2 separate regions of the Homo sapiens genome follow, and region 2 is linked to region 1. The links are chromatin loops, found by intact Hi-C in ENCODE. Cell type or tissue: heart right ventricle. All regions are shown on one strand. Links, peaks and the distances in the headings refer to the core of each region. The heading gives the core; the rest is flanking DNA. Region 1 has its middle 45 kb from the start of C13orf42. Region 2 has its middle 86 kb from the start of RNASEH2B-AS1.

What was found. Peaks named below come from ENCODE experiments on the same cell type or tissue, not always from the same donor. Only the 100,000 strongest peaks of a DNase experiment are listed, where the experiment ranks them.
Region 2: a loop joins it to region 1, with 7 times the contacts of the local background. A loop is called at or near these places in 9 of 110 quality-filtered maps.

Annotation. Positions count from the first base shown.
Region 1 is chr13:51,064,902-51,067,816 of GRCh38, forward strand. It overlaps the pseudogene GUCY1B2. Among named protein-coding and RNA genes, the nearest start is that of C13orf42, 45 kb to the right of the region's middle. In heart right ventricle, for the core only: no CTCF peak of the experiment used is centred there; DNase peaks (open chromatin) are centred at 1,076 and 1,607; H3K27ac peaks cover 1,557 bases.
Region 2 is chr13:50,995,323-50,998,237 of GRCh38, forward strand. It overlaps the pseudogene GUCY1B2. Among named protein-coding and RNA genes, the nearest start is that of RNASEH2B-AS1, 86 kb to the left of the region's middle. In heart right ventricle, for the core only: no CTCF peak of the experiment used is centred there; no DNase peak of the experiment used is centred there.

The DNA.
Region 1 (2,915 bases), core at 195-2,694:
AGACCTTGAGCTTATAGATCAGAGAGTGGCCCCCTCACCCTCTACTGATTATAAACATGTCCCTTTCCTGTCCACTGAAATCAGGTGACTTTCTCTGCCCCTGGAGAGAGCAAAAGAGGCAATGTATCCCACACGATGTGTCGAGCATATGCGGGGACCTTGGTGTTTGCTGCCCACACCCAGGTGGAGGGGGATACTTGGTAGGACACACTCCCTACACATTTGAGGGCCTCACTGAAATAAGTAAGAATGGCAAGCCAGCACCAAAGTTCTCTAACCATCTGGAACTAGTGCTGCTCAACCAGTGAGATCAGCAAGCAGGCAGGGACTCTCATTTGCTGGTGACACCCAAATCTTTCAGAGGCTACTTGGGCCATGGCTGCAGCACCCCCAAAAACATCTGCGTTCCAAAGAAGCAATTAAAATGTCTGAAAATGTTAAGGTTTAGCCAAATCTTTCTCCTGTAAAGATGTTTTCACATTCCATATCCAGTCCTACTCACCGTGCCTGCCAGGCATTGGCTGGGGAATGTGGCTTCAAAATAAAATGCAGTCTCAGTAAGCCCAGAGAGGGAGTACAGCTTAGGAGAAAGGGTTTGGGCTCTGGAGCCAGAAGGGTTTCTGTTTCTGTGACTTGTAGCTGTGCAGCTTTGGGTAAATTGCCTAACCTCTCTGAGCCCAGTCTGCTCATGAGCTAAAGTGGACATAATACCGTTTGCTGTGTTGGAGGATGGTTGTTGGGGTTATAGAGTAACGGTTCTGAAGTTAGACCATGAGGGCTCATTGCTGACCCCAAGTCTTATTTGCTGTTTGACTCAAGCCAGATCTTACTCACCCTCAGTTGTCTCATTTGGAAAATGGGGGTGAGAATGGTCCCTTCCTCATAGGGTTTTAGTAAGCATTAAATGAGGTAATACGTGTGAGGTACTTGGCACATAGTAAGCGCTCAGGAAACTGTAGCCTCTTAGATAACAGGCATTTTGAACAATAGGTGCTCAACAAACAGAAGCGGAAGGAAAGTCAGGGCCAAGGGTGCTGAGAGCTGCTCACCATGTTCCTGCCGCAGCTGCTCCTGGGGCCACAGGGATTGAGATGCAGCACCAAGCGCCCGCCCTTCCTGCCAGCCCCTAGTCACTCAGGAGAGAATCCACAGCGTCTCCAGAAGCCTGTCTTGTAGAAATCTGGGCAGTCCACAGTGAAATTAGGAGCTCATCACTAGCCTCCAAGCAAGGAGCACACTGTTGGGTCCTCAGTCACCTGCGGGGTAAAGCATAAGGCCGCCCCCTCTGGTGAGCAAGTGGGACCTGCTGCCTGGCACCCCAAGTCGTGCACACCCCAGATGCTAAGCTCTCAGGAGTTCAGCCTGAAACCTGAAGCTTCTCCCCGAGGTGCCAACGGCACAGAACGCCTTTCTGCAAGCACAGAAAAGCATACACCCCTAAGCTCCTGTAGGAAGACTGCCTTGTAGATGAGGCTGTCTATTGAGTGATCTTTTTAGTGTATCTTTAATTAAACCACGTTGGATGCCATCCAAGAACGGCCTGCCTTGACCAACACTTGGCCCTACAGTGTCATAATGGGAAGTCCCCTGGTGCCTTGAGCCTTATCCTCCATCCCCATCACTGTTCCGTTTCAGGCTCTGGTGGGCTGTTTGCCAGAGGTCTATTTCCTGAGTATTACTTGTGGTCAGAGGTGAGAAATCCAGCCACTAACCAGGTCCAACAAATGTCGCCTGTAGCTGTTCCAACACACATGCTAGCTTTGGTGTAAAAACAGAGAACAAATAAATACATTTAGTAAAATCAAAGGCTGGGGTAAGCCCTCCAGGCAGTGTGGAGGTGTGGGGCACTAGAGGGATGTGACTCATGGTTAAGACAGTCTGTCGAGGACCACAACGCCACAGACTGGGGCCGTCCACTGAAACGAACGTCCAGGCATCGCACGCCCTCCTGGAAGACTTCAGCATCTTTCCCTTGGCATCCGAAGTTTGCTGAAAGATTCTTCCCTTCTCAGTAGGCACTCCTTCACTCTCCGCTGTTGGCCTCCCTCTCCTATCCTGCCTGCCCTTCTTTCTGTCACTCTCCTTAGAAAGACTTCCTGGTCCTCCTTCCACTCAGCCTTTCTGGCTCCTTTGCTTTTACTCTCCCTGCTTAACTCACGCCAGCTCCTCCATAGAAGGACTTGACACCTGGAGAGACTGGTTTCAGCCCCCTCTTCTTTCTGAAATGGGGACTTTACTTATTCTCAAAAGCTGGACTCTATGTGCTGCTCCTCTGTGGAAGGAACATGTGGTCAGGAGGAGAAAAAAAAAAGGCTCAGGAATAGATGATTTCCATAATTACGCTTCGCAAACCCTTGCCTCCATTCAGCTGACACTCTTTCTTTCTGCCCTGCCAAGCGGGCTTGCTCTGGCGCTCTCTCACAAACCCCCTCCCCACCCCCAACCCGCTTTTTCAAACACATACACCAGCACCCTCACATTTCACAATAAGTAAATGGTTTAAAAAAAAAAAATCTCCATTTTCTTTTTCATGCGGCAGATGGCAGTTCTCAGGAACTTGGTGGAAATTAGGCTTTCTGATTTTCTGATAAATTTCAACATCTCACACAAAAAGCACAAGCTCATTTTGATTCTGATGTTAAGTACCATATGGCATATCACCCGTGGAACGTGGCAGCTTCATAACCAGGGTAACAAGGAAGGGAGGGTCTTTCCTGTAACAACGAGGCTGAGTGGGAATGAACCAATTGGATTCCTGGGTGAATACCATTTGATAATAATATTGTATATGACAGTGGAGTAATTATCCCTCTTTTATGGTATGTGTTAATTTTCACTGCCAGTTTCCCTAATTACAACTGCCACCCAACGGACTACTTTTTGTAAATACTCTGTAAACATTTGAAAAGACATAG
Region 2 (2,915 bases), core at 166-2,665, 70 kb before region 1:
ATGCCAATTAGTATTTCTAAGCATGGGAGGGAGCCCTGGGAGAAGGCCCTGGAGAAAAACCGCCTCCGGGACTGTGAGCCAAGGCAAGAGAGAGAGTGGGATCAGAGAAGGAATGGGATAGAGGCCGGGTGGAGGACACTGAATCTATCTCCTCCCGCGTTCCCTGCAGTTTCATTTGGAAGGGCAGCGTCTGAGATTTTAAAGTCATATATCATTGCCATTTCCTTTTTTAAAAATATAAATCATTGTCCCAGAGATATTCAAGTTCAGAAAGGCGCATGTATTAGGTCTGAGGCTCACGTACATCTAGTATTATAGAAAGCGGGAAATCAAGAGGGGCTCCTGTCTTCGGCCTTCTCTTCCCAAAATAATGGATGACTTTTTTTTTTCACTATTAGAGGCTGTTAGCACTCAGACTTCATCCTGAACCTGGATTAGTGATCGGTTTTGTTTTAAGATCCTAAGAGCACAAACAATGAGACAGAAACAGGCTCCATTCGCTAATGCACTGCTCATTGAGGAATGTCAGTGATGACATACATGTGGAAAATTTGGGGCTACCAGACCTCTCCCCAGTCTCATCTCAGTCTCAGGCCCAGAATGAGGTGAAAATTGGAGAGAGGGCCCTGGAGCAGAGAAAGGGGGATTCCTGGGACATGTAGGGCCATGTCACTGAGGCAACTTCCAGCAATGATTTACAGGAAGCGTTTAGCTCATGCATATATTGGGGCCAATCTGAAAAGGAATCAAGGTTCATGAAACTCTCAACTGTGACATTTTATAGGGTATGGCGCAACCAGAGTTAGCTAAGTACAGATATCATTAGCTATATGTTCATTTGATTGCTATTACATATTCTCTCTCTCTGACACACACATACACACACACACACACACGCACACACACACGACTGAATTATATTCAGCAGTATTTTATGCTCTTTGGAAACTGTTACTTATTCAGATACAGGATGTTTTGTTTTTGCTTTTTGCTGATTCTCTACTAATTTTATTATTCCCAATACTCTCTTTCATTTTGAATTATGGAGTTTATTGCAGTATTGTATTTTTTGAGATGTAAAAACTATTATAATTAGAACTAAATTTTTCAAAAATGGAAACATGCAGGTTAAATGATAAAAATAGTGTATTTGTGAAATTTGGGTTCCGTTTTGTTTTGTCATCATAGCAAATAGAGAAAAAATGAGTTGATTACAGATGGAAGTGTAATTTTTTTCTGTTGAGAAGACCTGGTCATCTGCCTCCACATCCATCACCACCCAACAGCACTACAAAGAGCAGCTGAACTCTCCCCCAATACTCCTCTGTGCCCCAGTTTCTCCAGATGTAAAACAACACCACACAACACATCTGTCTCCCCCTCAACTCAAAGAAATGTTATAAGAATCTTTGAGAGAAAAAAATATCCACAAAAGTGTTGTGATCCCAGAACTTATTTGTTTTGTATGTTTGTAATTGTATGAAAAGTGGAGGTCACTCTAGTGAAAATGAAAACTGAGCTGGAAAGGGCTGGAATTGCTAAAATGAGCAGAAATACGGTAAAGGAAACCATTCCCTGTACCCAGCAGCTGTCAGGCTGTGTTCATGATCTGCTCTTGCTTCCTGAGAGCACCATGATTTCTTTGTAACCAAAAGGAATAATCTATTTTCTGGCCTAACCTCTCATAAGGTATTTTGGAGTAAGCTCAACACTAGGAAACAATATTTTACAGATATCTTCGTCTCCTCTTTATTCAACACTCTAATTTTTTCCCCTTGCAATTTCTCTTCTCAGAAATGTAGCTTTTCAGCGTTGATTCATCTCTCCTGCCTCATAGCACATTTTTCTCTCTTCTAGCCTGACCATTTTTCATTTCTCTCACTTGTATCTTAACTGGATCTTCCATCTCCTCCACTTCTACTCCTATTTCCTTTAAATTCATTTTCTTCTTTCCCTTTTCTCTCCCTAAAGAGTGAACAGAGAACAGACAGAAAGGACAATCAGCTAGGACTGTGCTGAGAAAATGAACTGAAACAGCACAGTGAAAGTTGGACAAGCCAAACCTGACTCCATCAATTTGGGTTGATGCCTCTGACAATTCAAACAAGACTTGGTCAGCGCAGAACTGCAAGGCTGTCTTGGAATTTTCACACATATATGTTTGACATTCTACTCCAATTCAGTTCCACAATCCAGATGCTGGAAGAATTTTGTTTACTTGAGATGGATTCTCGTCCATCATCTTTCGCTCCCACAAAACCATTGTTCACAACCCCCAAGGACTGCCTATGAGTACCATCATTTTGTTACAGTTAATGCTCATTGTTGTGCACAGTTGGGAAATGTAGCCTTCTGGTTAATTACATTTTCCAATTAATAGAAATTACAAGGTACATCTTCCATGTGTTGCTGACATCTAGACACCTGGGATACTCTAAGCACCAAAGCTAACTTGAACAAGTTTAGTCTTTCTTGGAAAATTTAGAGGAAACTTCAGGACTCATGGAACATCAAGGGTACCAAAGTGTGTTGTAGATGTGGGTAGTATAAGATAATTGGGATTTTCATTTGGTACAATGTAAAAGTGGTTTGGGGGTATGTAATAGCACAAGTCACATGGGAAATAAGGGTACCATGTGAAGCACATTATATCTTTTTAAAATTATCCTCCTCAGTATTATTAAGTGTTTAAATGTTCAAAGGAAAGAAATTCATGCCCTGCCAGATTACAAAACAGTATATACATGACAATTCCATTTTTGTAAGAAAAAGCATGTCTGTATACACATATACACAGCCTCCCATATAAAAGTCAGGGAAGATATGACCCATATTTTAATAGTAGTCTCTCTGAATGATGTAATTATAGGTGCTTTGGTTTTCTTCTTTTGGTTTATCCATACTTATTAAAAATT